Regions from separate parts of the Homo sapiens genome. Here region 1 is linked to region 2. A link is a loop called in an ENCODE intact Hi-C map of the cell type or tissue named here. Cell type or tissue: tibial artery. All regions are shown on one strand. Region 1 overlaps ABL1 (ABL proto-oncogene 1, non-receptor tyrosine kinase). Region 2 overlaps LAMC3 (laminin subunit gamma 3).

Region 1 (8,000 bases), 160 kb before region 2:
TGGGTCTTTTAGAAGAGGGTCAGTAGCTATAAAAGCAAATGATATTTATGAAATGATTTCATTGTATGTGGTTTATTATGTAGTCTTCAAAACAGAAAAACCCCACTTGCTTCGAAAGCTTCCTTTGAGAGCTACTTTTTAACCATATTGTTGATCAAGCAAGATTCTTAAAGCCCCAGTCCTATACGTGAGCAGCATTGAATCCCCGGATACTGGCAGGCGTTCACTGTCCAGCCTTTGACATTAGCATGTCACCCTGGTAAATCAGAGCACTCCATGCCAAAAAACAGCATGGTCTGCTGAGCACATTAAGGAGCAGAGAGGGCTCAGAAGAATTAAACGGCCAATGGGGTGGTGACAGAGGTGAGCTCTTTCCCCCTCGGACAGCTTGGCATGGTGACTACCAATGAGGTTTAATTGACATTAAGAGCAGCTCACCATTTTTAAAGAGCGATAAATTGTTTCCAAGTTTCAGCCTCACGGAGCCCTGAGCTAAGAGATAATGGGCTGACACATAGCCTCATTGGTCACGCTTCACTTGTAAACAGGATTGGCCAAAGCAAGAAGGCTGTAAGTAAAGGTTGGCCCGTCCTCTGGAAGCCTCCCCCACAGCAGGGTGGGGAACTGGGGCAGCCATAGCAAGCAGGACCATCAGGACACGGTGTCTCCCAAACGGGCCGGAACATACAAGGTTCTACGTTTAATAGAAAGTTGATCAAGCCTTCCTCTTTGGGGAGCCTAATTTTTAAGCCATTCACTCTCTGTTCCCCTGCAGTCTTTTCTCTCCAAACTCTGTTGAAACTTGGAGGCATCTCGCTTCCTCCTTTGGCCTTTGTAGCCAGGTTTTCGCAGCAAACAGACCATATCATTTAACACCCACCTGCTTCTTGTTCTGATAGTCAGTTCAGTAGACAGTAGCATTTTTTAAGTCAAAAAGAGGCTTAGTGATGTAGGCCAAGGTCAAGGCTCTGTGTCATGGGGCTCTCCCCAGGGCTCAGTGCCACGGCACTTCAGACTTGACCCCAGACTGAAAAGATGAGAGGACCTGTAGAAGTCACGGCCTGTCTGTCCCGGGCCCATGCTCCTATCTTTTTCTCCCCCTTGGCATTTAGATACCATGGACTTGTTAAAATGTGACATGTACTGATGATCCTTATGAATTTGTTGGTAGGGGAGCTGCTGGTGAGGATTATTTTAGACTGTGAGTAATTGACCTGACAGACAGTGATGACTGCTTCATTAAGAGCCCACGACCACGTGCCAGAATAGTTCAGCATCCTCTGTTGCTACTGTACTTTGAGACATCGTTCTTCTTTGTGATGCAATACCTCTTTCTTGTCATGAGGGTCTCTTCCCTTAAATCAGGTACATTTCAGATTCTTCAGGTGATGTTTTTTAGGCTGAGTGTGTTAGCACCCCTTGGAAACCAGGTTCCCTGGGGAAAGTGTGTCACGTTTGTGGTGTTTGCCCGTATAGCTCTCCCACACCCCCACGAGCTCCAAGAGGTGGGGAAGCACATGTGGCCTGCCTAGCAGGCACCAGAAGCAGGTTGTCGGCACATGCAAGCCAGCTTTGCCCTGTTGCCTGGGGGAGAATTGAAAAGTTTGGCCCCAAAGGGGAAAATTCTTTCTGCCATCAAGTTGCTGGTCAGCTGTCATGGAACCTGTCTGCAGCAATGTGGCTGTCACAAAACGCAGCCCAGGACGAGTATGCGCTGAAGCTCCATTTTGCATTAACTAGTCAAGTACTTACCCACTGAAAAGCACTTCCTGAAATAATTTCACCTTCGTTTTTTTCCTTCTGCAGGAGGACACCATGGAGGTGGAAGAGTTCTTGAAAGAAGCTGCAGTCATGAAAGAGATCAAACACCCTAACCTGGTGCAGCTCCTTGGTGAGTAAGCCCGGGGCTCTGAAGAGAGGGTCTCGCGCCGCACCCCCAGGGTGACACAGGCGCTGGGGAAGACGCACGGGCGGCTCACTGCACAAAACCTCGTTGGAATATTTGTGCTCTGCCGACGTTCAGCCGCGGGTAAAATGAGGCCTGTATGGGATGGGTGTGTGCGTGTGTGCACATATGCACATGTATGTATGAGAGGGAGAATGTGATTATTTTAAGTGGATACCTAAAAGCAGTCAAATGCAAATCTGAAATTAGTTTCTGAAACTTGGGCATTTTCCAGAGTTTTCTCACTGAAGTGATTCTGTAAGTAGACACATAACCATCAGACCTAACCATTCAGGGGTAAACTGACGGTGGTGAAGGTCATTTGAGGTGGGGCCAGGTCTGCGTCTGAATTCTGTGGCAGCCTCTCCCTGCGTAAATTCAAGTTCACTGGCTTGAGAAGAAGAAAAGAGCCTGGCCATGTCCCTCCCACACGAGCACAGTCTCAGGATGCAGGTGCTTGGGACCATGTTGGAAGTTGGGCCCAGGACTGAGGAGCAGAGTCAGAATCCTTCAGAAGGCTTTTTCTTTAGACAGTTGTTTGTTCAGTTGGGAGCGGAGCCACGTGTTGAAGTCCTCGTTGTCTTGTTGGCAGGGGTCTGCACCCGGGAGCCCCCGTTCTATATCATCACTGAGTTCATGACCTACGGGAACCTCCTGGACTACCTGAGGGAGTGCAACCGGCAGGAGGTGAACGCCGTGGTGCTGCTGTACATGGCCACTCAGATCTCGTCAGCCATGGAGTACCTGGAGAAGAAAAACTTCATCCACAGGTAGGGGCCTGGCCAGGCAGCCTGCGCCATGGAGTCACAGGGCGTGGAGCCGGGCAGCCTTTTACAAAAAGCCCCAGCCTAGGAGGTCTCAGGGCGCAGCTTCTAACCTCAGTGCTGGCAACACATTGGACCTTGGAACAAAGGCAAACACTAGGCTCCTGGCAAAGCCAGCTTTGGGCATGCATCCAGGGCTAAATTCAGCCAGGCCTAGACTCTGGACCAGTGGAGCAGCTAATCCCCGGAGTAAGGAATATTTCATTTTTGAACCATTTTGGGCTAAGTGGAATATTAAATGAAGTTCATAAAAGGCGTCCTTCCTAATAATCACAGTCCCCTCTGAAAGAGAGTACTCATTGTTCCTCCGGGGCCAGCGCCCAGCAGTAATGGCCTCTTCCTGGGAGCCGCTGGCATTGCTTTTACGCAAACTCATGGGAACAACCAGTACATGGCTTTTGTTTTTTAGTGTGTGTGTCTTTTTTTCCTGCTTTCTCTTTATTATCTTTTCATTCTCCACTTAACTTGCTGTCCTCTGATTCAGGGATGTTTCCACAATTGTCAGAATTGTGTATGTGGAGGTCTAAATTAAGTGTCTTTGCTGTTTTAAACCCTGAAGTGTTTTGACCTTCAAATGTGCCACAATTATCTTGGTCTTCAAATTCTTTGCTGGTGGAAATGGCTTCCCAGCAAAGCGACGGCCTGTGCAGGACAGAGCCTGATGGGCTTTGCTGGCGTCTTTTATACGAGATGTTCTCCACACCACCACTGTGACCTTTCCTACCCAATTAGCTCAAGTATGAAACCTCTACATGAGATTTCATAGCAAGGAATAAGGGTAGCATGTGTGAAATGCTGGCGGCTCCTTGTAAGACAGATTTTCTATGCTCCATGAGAGCCTGATCCAGATACTCCTGGCTTTCAGGAAAGTGAATCCTCTGATGCTGCAAATTGAGATTGCTTGACTTCTGGTTTGCCTGGCACGGCCGGGTCCGTTCCTTCTTCATTCAAGCGAACTTAAAATGCTTTATCAAAATCCTCTTAGGCACAACTCTTCTGTATTTAATTTCACTCTTGTTGCTGACGATCAGGCTATCTCACGCAGCCATCACCTCAAGCTGCTGCCCCCTCTCATTCCGCTCTTCCCGTTTGCCTTGTGATTTCATGGTTAATGTTCATGAACCAAAGATTAGACTCCTACCTCCCTGGGAGAATCAGGAAGTGAGAGGAAGCAGATTATACAGGAGAGAGTTTTTTAGGATACATTTGGGTACACCTCAGGAAGAAAGAGGGAAGTAGGAAACACAGTTTGGGTAAAGAATGCCATGGGCTTTGTTTTATTTTGTCCCATCAAGTCTGAATAGGACAAGTGGAGATGCACTCTGATAGAAGTTTCTTGCAATCAAGGACTGGGCTCAGTGTTTGTCTCCGTGCCTGGCATAGAGTAGCAATAACTGCACTTACTATTCTCGACACTTCAATCAAAGCACTTAGCATATTAATTAATTACACTCACAGCAACCCTAAGAGGTAGGTGCCATTATTATCGTCTTCATTTTACGGATGAGGTAACTGAGTCCCAGGGTAATTAACTTGCTCCAGGTCATGAGGCCAGGGAGCCCGCTCCCAGCACCAGCCTCTCCCCATGTTGGGATCTCAGGGTGTGTTTGCTGAGAGGCTGGCACTGTGTTAATTGCCGTGGGCATTAATACAAACTTCCAGGGCATTGGACTCAATCTTTCCATTGTCAGCATTGCACCTTTGCTCAGCAGTGGTGGATTTGTGAAGTGGAAGGTTGGCCAGGAGCTCTCATGGGTGAACATTTTCCTTTCTTAGAGATCTTGCTGCCCGAAACTGCCTGGTAGGGGAGAACCACTTGGTGAAGGTAGCTGATTTTGGCCTGAGCAGGTTGATGACAGGGGACACCTACACAGCCCATGCTGGAGCCAAGTTCCCCATCAAATGGACTGCACCCGAGAGCCTGGCCTACAACAAGTTCTCCATCAAGTCCGACGTCTGGGGTAAGGGCTGCTGCTGCACTGAAGTGGTCCTTCCTGACTACAGGAGGGTTTTTTTCTGCCTCTTTCTTGCTCTTCCCTTTCTTTTCTTCCTTTCTTTTTGTTTTTTTGAGACGGAGTCTCACTCTGTCACCCAGGCTGGAGTGCAGTGGTGCAATCTTGGCTCATTGCAGCCTCTCCCTCCCGGGTTCAAGCGATTCTCCTGTCTCAGCATCTTGAGTAGCTGGGATTATAGGCACCCGCCACCACACCCAGCTAATTTTTGGTATTTTTAGTAGAGATGGGGTTTCACCATGTTGGCCAGGCTGGTCTAGAACTCCTGACCTCAGGTGATCTGCCTGCCTTGGCCTCCCAAAGTGCTGGGATTACAGGTGTGAGCCACTGTGCACAGCCACCCTTTTTTTTTTTTTTTTAACTGTGTATTTGGCCTGAGGTCCAAATATGGTGCACAGTGTATCTGCTGATCTGTTAAGTCTCCTCTATAAGCCCCCTCTCCATGTCTTTATTTCCCTTGCTGTTTATTGAAGAAACCATCCTTAGAGTTTCGTACGTTCTGGGTTTTGCTCATTGTCTCCCATGGTGTGATTTAATATGTTCCTCTGACTTCAGTATTCCTAGTAATGGGTGGCTGGATCTGGAACGGCCTCATCACATTCAGGTTTGACTGTTTCTCTTTTAGTAAGAGTGGATCAGGGGAGATGGTGTGCCCTTCCATCAGTAGATACAAAATGCTTCATTTATTTCCTTCCTTCCTTTCCTCCCCTCTCCCTCCCCTCCTCTCTTCTCCTTCTCCTTCCGACGGAGTTTCGCTCTTGTTGCCCAGGCTGGAGTGCAGTGGCACGATCTTGGCTCACTGCAACCTCTGCCTTCTGGTTTCAAGCGATTCTCCTGCCTCAGCCTCCTGAGTAGCTGGGATTATAGGCGCATGCCACCACCCCCGGCTAATTTTTGTATTTTTAGTAGAGACGGGGTTTTACCATGTTGGCCAGGATGGTCTCCAACTCCTGACTTCGTGATCCACCCACCTCGGCCTCCCAAAGTGCTGGGATTACAGGCGTGAGCCACCACGCCTGGCCCCAAAATGCTTGATTTGCTATCGTTTTTTTGTGGGGGTTTTTTTTTGAGTAATTTTTGGCAGTTACTGATATACAGTGCCTAGATCCAATAGTTTGCTAGGTATTGCCAGGTAGGAATTCTCTAATTCTGTCATTCCTGTTAAGTTACTAGTGGAAACTTGTATGAGGAGAAACAGTTCCTCATCTGTGTGGTTACTCAGTGGTACAGTTCATGTAGGAAGAGCAGGGTCAATTCTTGCTTCTTTGTTTTTATTTACCAGTTTTTAAAATAACAAATTACTTTTTCTTTTTTTTTTTTGGAGCCAGAGTCTTGCTTTTTCTGGGGTACAAAGTACAGGCTGGAGTTCAGTAGCATGATCTCGGCTCACTGCAACCTCCGCCTACCAGATTCAAGCAATTCTTCTGCCTCAGCCTCCCAAGTAGCTGGGATTACAGGTGCCTGCCACCACGCCTGGCTAAATTTTTTTGTATTTTTAGTAAAGATGGGGTTTCACCATGTTGCCCAGGCTGGCCTTGAACTTCTGAGCTCAGGCAGTCCACCTGCCTTGGCCTCCCAAAGTGCTGGGATTACAGGCGTGAGCCACCATGCCCTGCCACAAGTTGGTTTCTTTTTTTTTTTTTTTTTTTTTTTGAGACAGTCTCACTCTGTCGCCCAGGCTGGAGTGCAGTGGCATGATCTCAGCTCACTGCAAGCTCCGCCTTCCGGGTTCACGTCATTCTCCTGCCTCAGCCTCCCGAGTAGCTGAGACTATAGGCGCCCGCCGCCACACTCGGCCAATTTTTTTTCTATTTTTGTAGAGACGGGGTTTCACTGCGTTAGCCAGGATGGTCTCGATCTCCGGACTTCGTGATCCGCCCACCTTGGCCTCCCAAAGTGCACAAGTTAGTTTCTTAATACCCTTCAGTGGTGGCCAATTAGGTTTTTGCTGTCATTGGTGGTATTATGAACTCTCAGATTTATATATATCTGATGTGTTTCAGTCCACTGCGGTTATTTTCCCTGTTGATATTCAGATTGTCTCGTCTTTGGCCAGTGGGAACTTCACATTAGCTCCTAGTCATTTTGACATTAACTTTGTAGTTTTCCATGACGTCCGCGCCCTCAAATGACAAGCTATTGCAGGTTCATTCTGTGCCCCAGGCCTGAATCACCCATTTCTCTAAGGAATCTTATCCTTTAATGGGAAATGGAATTTTAAGGCAATAATCTCAGATTTCAAAACTTTCAAAGATTTCATAAGATTTTTATGAAATGTTTAGAGTTAGAAGGGGCTTTGGAGATAGTCTTGTGCACCCAGAAAGCAGTGGTGGCCGGTTAGGCACAGAGCTGGTTGGTCACAGAGCTAAGAGTTAACATGGCCAGCTGACTTCCGGCGCCAGGTTCCTTCTACCACATATCCCAGCAAGATGGTCACATTACCTAAAAGACCCCACAGGGTCTGAAACTCATCATCTGCCCTCCTCTAGCATGTTTGTGGGGTAAGTTTACTGAGTCTTGTTCTGTCCTGGTCTCCTTTTTTTTTTTTTATTTTTGAGACGGGGTCTTGCTCTGTCGCCCAGGCTGGCGTGCAGTGGAGCAATATCAGCTCACTACAACCTCCGTCTCCTGGGTTCAAGCAATTCTCCTGCCTCAGCCTCCAAAGTAGCCAGGACTACTGGCGTACACCACCACACCTGGCTAAATTTTTTTTTTTTTTTTGAGATGGAGTCTCGCTCTGTCACCCAGCCTGGAGTGCAGTGGCGCGATCTTGATCTTGGCTCACTGCAAGCTCCACCTCCTGGGTTCACACCATTCTCCTGCCTCAGCCTCCCGAGTAGCTGGGACTATAGGCATCTACCACCACGCCCGGCTAATTTTTTTGTATTTTTAGTAGAGACAGGGTTTCACCATGTTAGCCAGGATGGTCTCAATCTCCTGACCTCGTGATCCGCCCGCCTCGGCCTCCCAAAGTGCTGGGATTACAGGTGTGAGCCACCGTGCCCGGCCCCTAATTTTTGTATTTTTAGTAGAGATGGGGTTTCGCCATGTTGGCCAGGGTGGTCTTGAATTCCTGACCTCAAATAATCCTCCCACTTCAGCCTCCCAAAGTGCTGGGATTACAGGCGTGAGCCACCGCACCCAGCCTTGTCCTGGTCTTCTGATGATAAAGAGCCTGGTAAAATGTCAGAGCCTGGGCTGCTGCTGGGGCCATCCCTT
Region 2 (8,000 bases):
GGGTTAATAACAATACCTACTTCAGGGTTACCGTGAGGCCCGAGCCCTAACCATACAATATGTGTCAGTAGCCGCCGCACCTCCTGGCTCTGGTATCCAGTTGGTTTGAGTTCTCCAGGTGGCACTTTTTTCTGGAGAAGGAATCGCCACAGCGCGTTCAGCTCTGGACTGCGGGACTTCCCCACCCCAGGCCTCAGCTCCTTGTCCAGTAGCCGGCCCAGCAGCATCAGTACCTGGGCACTTGTGAGAAACGCAAGCTCCCCAGCTCCACCGCTGACCCCTGAATCAGAAGCTGCACTTTAACCAGATCCCTGAATGCACGCTGAGCTTTGGGAAGTGCATCCTGGGGTGATCCAGGCCTGCAAACTCAAGCACAAGCTTAGCTTGGTGCAGAGGCTCCCACTTTAGTGTTTGGGTGCTGGACCCCTCTCCCTGGCCAAGGCATCCTCTGGCAGAGGCCCTGGGTCCCCGGCAGTAGCTCCGGTTGCCGAGCTCTCGGGGAGCAGGAGGGCCGTCGGCCTGAGTCACGCTGGGGCAAAAAGATGGCCTGCCAGGAGCTCATTTTCTGCACTGATGGGCCTGATTGCTAAAGCAGGGGCTCCTGGGCGGAATCAAAACGCTGATTAATATTCAGCTGGAGCTGCTGCTGCTGCTCACAGCAGGCAGGTGAAAATGTCAGTCTTCACGTGGGTTTTCCCCGACTTCCCCTCCACGCTCTTCCATGGGGAAGCTGCTCATTCAGGGATCAGCAGGTATTTATCGAGTGCCTGCTAGGGCCAGGCAGAGCCCAGGGCCAGGGAAACAGTGAGAACAAGGGGCCACAAGTCCCTGCTCTCGTGGAAGAGATGTCACCTGAGGCAGGTGACCTGTCCACAGGAGCCTGACCCTCAGCATGTGAGGAGCCAAGAAACCCGGGGCCAGCTGCATGCCAGGCCCCACTGAGCAGGGGAGAAGGTTGCGGGGGCACACCGTCCCCCAGCTGTATCCCTGGAATGAGGTGCAGGAGCTGCTGGGAAAAGCCAGGTGACCTGCACAACCGGGTCTTCAGTGGGCTGCTTTGACCCCTGCCCGCCCAAACCTCAGCTGCTTCCTGACCACGGGCCCGACCTCACAGCCAGCACTGATACTTGCTACCCTCCCCCAGACATGTTTGTAGGGGAGGTGCTATTTTTGTTCCAATTCACAGATGGGAAAATGGAGGCTCTAAGACACTGAATGCAGTTGCACTAATCAGTAGCCTAGCACCCAGGTTGGGGTGACCCCCAAAGCACAGCCTCCTTATTTCTGCAGTGTTCTCAGAATTGGCCTGAGCTCGGCCTGTTCCTGTGTCCCAGGAGCTCCCGGGGCAGCCAGCTGGATCTGCCAGCAGAGCGATGGGGGTAAATACTAAATACTCAGGAACCTGCTGATGGCACCCTCTCCCCTCTGCCCCAGGAGTGGGTCACCAGCACCGAACTCCTCATCTCTCTAGACCGGCTCAACACGTTTGGGGACGACATCTTCAAGGACCCCAAGGTGCTCCAGTCCTACTATTATGCCGTGTCCGACTTCTCTGTGGGCGGCAGGTAGGAGGGAGGAGGGAGGCAGGGTGGCAGGGCTCCAGGACCCAAACCCGAGAGCGGAAGGTGGCTGCTGTGGGGTGGGGGGTGGGGGGGCACAGAAGCCAGGTGTGCCCCAGGGGAGAGGGAGGGAGCACCTGCCATTCGAGGCCCTGGGGGTCCACACCCAGCCCACCTCCTGCCGGGTCCCCTGCATCAGCTGATTTGCCATGTGCCAGACACTGGGTCTTGGTTCCCATTGTCCCCTCAGCCTGGAGGTTCCTTCCTTCCTCCCTCCCTCCCTCCCTTCCTCCCTTCGCTCTCGCTCTCTTTCTCTCGCTCTCGCTCTCTCTCACTCGCTCTCTCTCTCTTGCTCTCTCTCGCTGTCTCTCTCTCTTGCTCTCTCTCGCTCTCTCTCTTGCTCTCTCTCGCTTGCTCTCTTTCTCACTCGCTTTCTCTCTCTCTCTCTCTCTCTCACTCTCTCTTGCTCTCTCGCTCTCACTCACTCTCTCTCACTCTCTCTCGCTCTCTCTCTCTCTGAAGGAGTTTCGCTCTTGTTGCCCAGGCTGGAGTGCAGTGGTGCAATCTCAGCTCACTGCAACCTCTGCCTCCCAGGTTCAAGGTATTCACCTGTCTCAGCCTCCCAAGTAGCTGGGATTACAGGCATGCGCCACCACGCCCGGCTAATTTTGTATTTTTAGTAGAGATGGGGTTTCTCCATGTTGGTCAGGCTGGTCTTGAACTCCCAGCCTCAGGTGATCTGCCCGCCTTGGCCTCCCAAAGTGCTGGGATTACAGGCATGAGCCACGGCCCCCTTCCCCTTTCTAGTATAGGGGTGTTACTGGCCTAGAGAAAGGCGCTTCTCTCTGGCCCGTGGTCCTGGTCCTGGTCCTGGTCCTGGTCCTATGCGCCATTAGCACCCATCAGTGCTGTGGGCAGTTTGTTTCTCCTCCAACATCTGTCCCCTCCAGGAAGCAGGGGCTGCCTAGGAGGTAGAGGCCCATCTCTCACCTCAAGTCCCAAGGCCTGTCTCGCACATGGCCACCTGGCAGTGGGTGCCCAGGGAGGGCTGTGGGACGAGGGAGGCATGAACAGCTTCCACGTCAGTGTTTCTCAGGTTTCTTTGAAAGGAGAGAGGAAAACAGGTGCGTTCCTGCCCCAGTCACCTGGGGATGGCAGACATTGATCAGATTGCTCCCCAGTGAACACATCAGCCCGCTCCAGGATGACAAGGAAGGAGAGGAAAGGGAGAGCGTGTGCCTGGGGTCGGGGAGGACAGGAGCTGGTGCTGCAGATGGGACCCAAGAGTGGGAAGGCTGGGGTTGAGGACTAGGGGACGGCCAACGTGGCTGGGTGGAGGGCAGGCGGGTGGGCGTGGAGAGGTTGGCAGAGTGTCAGGGCCTGGGCGGGTTTAGCCTCACCCAGAAGTCAAGAGGAAGCTGTGGAAGGATTTGGTCAGGGTAGTAACAGAGTCAGATTTTTAAAACACCCCCAAACCCCTGACAGCCAAGTGGGGCAGATAGGAGGAGAGAGGAAGTCGAATGTCAGGAATCGAGGCGGGAGGCGGCAGCTTGGACCAGAGGGCTGGGGTGTGGGGCGCGTGGGTCTGAACGCGACTGAGGATGGAAACGCAGCTCTGTGTGTGAACCATGGGCCATGGGAGTGGGGAGCGGGGATGACACTGGACTCTGGGCCTCCACAGTTCAGAGGCGCTTGGGTGGCATTAGAGAGATGGAGAAGGGGGCGGCATGAGGCTCAAATGCCTGCTTTGGGTGTGTGAGCTCCAGAGAAGGCCAAGGCTCGTCACTGAGAGCCCCTGTGGCCATGAGGATCCCCCTGCTCCAACCTGCCCCCTTATGTGAGTCGGTGGGAGGAGCTCCCCGGGGAAGGCGGCCATGAGCTCCAGTGCCTCCTGTCAGGGGGCTTCGGGCCAGAGGACATCTGGGTTCCAGCTGCCAGAGCCAGACCACCCTCAGACCACAGCTGGCTGGGGCAGGCTGCTCATGGCAGGGGACAGGTGGCCCCAACAGCCTGTGTTCACAGTGGAGCCCGTGGAGTCTCACTCTCCTTTCCTGGGTCAGTGGGCTTCACAGGGCTGGTGTTTACAGCACCCCCTCCAAGGCAGGGGCAGTCCCTTGTGACTTCCCTGGTGACCACTGTCCCCAGGATTGCCTGGCGCCTGCCTCACCCCAAGAAACCCTGGGGTGCTGCCTGCCTAAACTGGGCCTTGCGTGGAAGCCGTGCTACGTGCCCTACCACACAGTGTGTCCGCTATCAGCTAAAGCACCTGGAGCCGCAACAGCGGTTGGTGATTCGTCAACATCCACAGAGGGCAGAGCGTGGAACGTGGCTTAAGGGAGCCACTGAGTGGCCACAGAGGAGTGTCCAGGAGCTCAGGGTCCACGTGGAGTCGATGAGGACGGGCTTCAGCTCCAGCTCAGCCACTTAGCATCTGTGAGTTCCAAGGCCTGAGCCTGATGCCTCATGTGTGGAATGGGGACGCTAATGTCCCTCCCACCTCTGGTGAGGCTCTAGGGAGAAGCTATTGCCTTGGCCAGGGGCAGAAGCCATGGCCTCTGAGCAGCTCAGGACAGGGACAGTGGTCGGGACAGGGACAATCACTCACAGGGTCAGGCTCTGCCGAGCATGCCGCGGGCTCCCAGGGCACCCCTGTTCCTGCCTGATTCCACCTGTCTCTTGATCCTGTGTGTGGAATGGGGCCACAGGCCGGGGCTGCTCTCAAAGACCCCGTATTTGTCCATTCTTGTACTGCTGTAAACACCTGAGATGATTATTTATTTATTTATTTATTTATTTTTGAGACAGAGTTTTGCTCTCGTTGCCCAGGCTGGAGTGCAATGGCACGATCTCGGCTCACTGCAACCTCTGCCTCTTGGGTCCAAGCAATTCTCCTGCTTCAGCCTCCTGAGTAGCTGGGATTATAGGCATGCGCTGCCACACCTGGCTATTTTTGTATTTTTAGTAGAGACTGGGTTTCTCCATGTTGGTCAGGCTGGTCTCCAACTCCTGACCTCAGGTGATCCGCCCACCTTGGCCTCCCAAAGTGCTGGGATTACAGGTGTGAGCCACCATGCCCAGCTGATGGTAATTTATTAAAAGAGGTTTAATTGGCTCACAGTTCCACAGGCTGTACAGGAATCATGGTGCTGGCATCTGCTTGGCTTCTGGGGAGGCCTCAGGAAACTTACAATCATGGCGGAAAGTGAAGAGGGATCAGGCACATCACATGGCCAGAGCAGGAGCAAGAGAGCAGGGGATGGGGTGGGGCTGACGGGTGGGTGCCACACGCTTCTAAACAACCAGATCTCATGAGAACTCACTCTACAGTACCACGGGGGAGGGTGCTAAACCATTCAGGAGAATTCAACCTGATGATCCAATCAGCTCCCACCAGGCCCCACCTCCAACATTGGGGATTGCAGTTTGACACATTTGGTGGGGACACAGATCCAAACCATATCCGAAGTGGACTCATGGGGGATTTGGAGTGACTCAGGAGCTGTCCCTGTTTGGGGTACCTTCTTTCCTGCCCTTTCGGACACAGTTGAGGGATAGCTGCTGGAGGCGGTTCCCTTTGCCTTCCACACCTATTGCTGGTGTGACTGCTGGCCCACTCTCCACTTGGGAGACTAAGGTGACTTCTTCCTGGGTCCCTCTCAGCCCCCAGGTGGGGCTCCTCCCAGGCAGAAGCTTTCTGTGCCAGGCACTTGCTAGCTGGTGGCTTTGGGCAGCTTCTCTGTGCCTCTCAGTTCACCCATCCATTCTATGGGGGTGGTAACAGGCTGGTGAAGATGGAATGGGTTTGTTCCAGAGCTCACCAGTACAGTCAGTTCTCTGTTACTGCTGCCCCCAGGGCACATAGTAGGTGTTCAGTGAGGGCCAAGATTGAGGGTGGAGTCTGGCTCACACCTGCAAACAGGGGCTACCTGGTGACTAACTCCTTGTCTGCCCTGCCGGCACCTGCGGGTCCCCTTCCTCCTCTGTGTCTTTTCCCAGGTGCAAGTGCAACGGGCATGCCAGCGAGTGCGGCCCCGACGTGGCAGGCCAGTTGGCCTGCCGGTGCCAGCACAACACCACCGGCACAGACTGTGAGCGCTGCCTGCCCTTCTTCCAGGACCGCCCGTGGGCCCGGGGCACCGCCGAGGCTGCCCACGAGTGTCTGCGTGAGTGTCTGAGTGTCACAGGGCATCAGGGACCCGAGGCTGGTGTTGCAGGCGGGGAAAGGAACTCCCCAAAACGTCGTGGTGGGGGCTGCTCCTGGGTACGCCCCGGGGGCAGCTCGGGGTCTCTGTGCTGCTGCAGAGATAAGGACGAGCAGAAGGGGAGCCTGGGGAGGGGGTGCATTTAAGCCTCAGTCTCTCCTCCACTAAGTAGCTTCCCTGGACCAACTCTACCCATGCAGAGGCGCCTGTGGTGGGAGGGCCGGAAGGTCCCCGACTTGCTTCTTTGTGTTAACCGCTCCCACCCCAGCTGCTAATCGGAACCAGGCTACCCAACAAGCAAGGGGGTGCTGATGGCCCACCCAGCCTCTCCCACGGGCCCCCAGGCAGCCCTTTGGTGTCCCAGCCCCCATGTGATGTGGCTTTGACCACCTAACCTCAGAGAAGCGCTGGAGAGAGGATGATGCCATCATGTCTTCTCCAGGGACACAGGCCAAGAGCAGGGACCCACTGACTTCCCTTCTGGCTGGGGCACTGGCTGCAAGCCCCACCCTGTCCCCAGACAGCCTGGTTTCCTCCAGGCTCTCCATGCACAGCCGCCGTTGCTGGGGGCCAGATCCCAGCTGGTGCTGGTGCTGCTGGCAGGAGACACATCTTCACTCACAGGCTCGCTGGGCGGGCAGCTTGGCCTCTGGACCCCGCTGTCCTCTTGGGCCTGGGCCACTGGCGACCAGAACTGGGGCTGGGCCGGGGGCGGCTTGTTCTGAGGGTGGGGCACTGTCTGCAGGAGCTGCCCTCGCTGGCCTGCCTCCACCAGAGAGTCCTGGGGCCAAGGAAGCTGTGCTGGCTGGCTTCCACTGTCCCAGCCTGCTGCTGTCTCCATGGTGGGGACACAGAGGCCAGACTGCTTCTACCATGTCCTCAGCTCCATGGTCACGTCTGTCTCTCAGTCAGCAGCCTGGGAGCCAGGGTTTCAGGCTTGACCCTTCATCCCCACCCTCACCCGCAGCTGAGACAGCCCCGAGCCCTGAATTCCGCCTCATCCACATCGCTCCAGTCTGTCTAACTTCTGTCCATTGCAGCCGATGCCTTGGGCCTGGCCCTGCCTCCTCTCCCTGCACACCCGAAGCTTCCTCTTCCCTGCTCTCCCTGTTCCCAGCCCTCCCCTAACTGCAGCTAAGGCTCTTTTCTTGAAACACGGCCTCACTCTGTCACCCAGGCTGGAGTGCAGTGGCCCAATCATAGCTCACTGCAGCCTCGAATTCCTGGGTGCGTGTTCCTCCTACCTCAGCCACTAGAGTAGCTGAGACTACAGGCACATACATCACCATGCCAAGCAATGTTTTATAGAGCTCGGCTCTCACTGTTGCCCAGGCTGGTCTTTACACTCCTAGGCTCAAGCAGTCCTCCTACCTTACCTTCCAAAGTGCTGGGATCACAGGCGTGAGCCATGGCACTGGGCCAAGACTTTCTAAAGGACAAATTTAGTAACATCTATTCCCTGCTTAAACCTTCCCACGGCTCCCCCTTTGCTCCCAGCTAACGTCCACTGACCACGGCAGCCCAGCCTCCCTGGAGCAAGCTCTGCTAGCCTCTGACTTCACAACTGCCCCTGCACTGCAGGCCCCCCACTGCACAAAGTCCTTCCTTCCCTGCCATCACACGACATGCCGTCTGCAGCCAGCCTCATGGCACACCCGCACCAGGCCACGCGTCTGTCTCTGCATGTGGGGTATCCCCTGGGCTTTCGCCTCCTGTCTGCGACGCCCTTCCCGCCCCCTCTTCCTCTGCCTGGCCTATTCCTCACTGCTCAGCCTTCAGATTCAGCGCGGCCATGACTTCCTCTCGGAAGCCTTGTCCCACCACCCCAGCACAGCTGCAGGGGCCCCTTCTTTCGGCTCCCAAAGCCCCCAGCCTCTCCTGTCTCAGCCCTGCACCTGCAGGGGGTTTGCTTGCTTGCCGTCTGGGCTGTGGGCAGCACGAGGGCGGCAGGTGTAAATGGGTCCGCACCTTTCATGGATCCACCCCTGAGCTCACTCTGGGAGCCAAGACAGAGCCAGTCCTGCACACAGACTTTTAAAAATGATTTAATGGGGGAAATGAAAGGTGACTTGTGCTTTCTGTACCCCTGAGTGACCTCACACAATAGTGAGAGTCACACTATTATGGCTTGGAGGACCTCCAGGAGATTTTGGAGAGAGCCAAGCTGCCACTCCAGAAGGCAGCCAGCCTCTGATCGGTGCCCATCTATCTGGGTGTATATCCTTGTTGCCTGGGATGG

Evidence for each region. A loop is a pair of places that touch in the nucleus more often than their neighbours do. Peaks named below come from ENCODE experiments on the same cell type or tissue, not always from the same donor. Only the 100,000 strongest peaks of a DNase experiment are listed, where the experiment ranks them.
Region 1: it touches region 2 in a loop (2.9-fold over the local background); 65 of 110 quality-filtered maps call a loop at or near these places.

What each region holds. Positions count from the first base shown.
Region 1 is chr9:130,870,323-130,878,322 of GRCh38, forward strand. ABL1 (ABL proto-oncogene 1, non-receptor tyrosine kinase) reads left to right here. Exons shown (of 11, transcript NM_005157.6): 5 at 1,807-1,891; 6 at 2,538-2,715; 7 at 4,546-4,730. Among named protein-coding and RNA genes, the nearest start is that of QRFP, 22 kb to the right of the region's middle. RefSeq lists an enhancer at 571-770. In tibial artery, no CTCF peak of the experiment used is centred here; no DNase peak of the experiment used is centred here; H3K27ac peaks cover 7,096 bases.
Region 2 is chr9:131,030,611-131,038,610 of GRCh38, forward strand. LAMC3 (laminin subunit gamma 3) reads left to right here. Exons shown (of 28, transcript NM_006059.4): 3 at 1,435-1,565; 4 at 5,556-5,722. Among named protein-coding and RNA genes, the nearest start is that of LAMC3, 25 kb to the left of the region's middle. In tibial artery, no CTCF peak of the experiment used is centred here; no DNase peak of the experiment used is centred here; H3K27ac peaks cover 1,669 bases; H3K27me3 peaks cover 331 bases.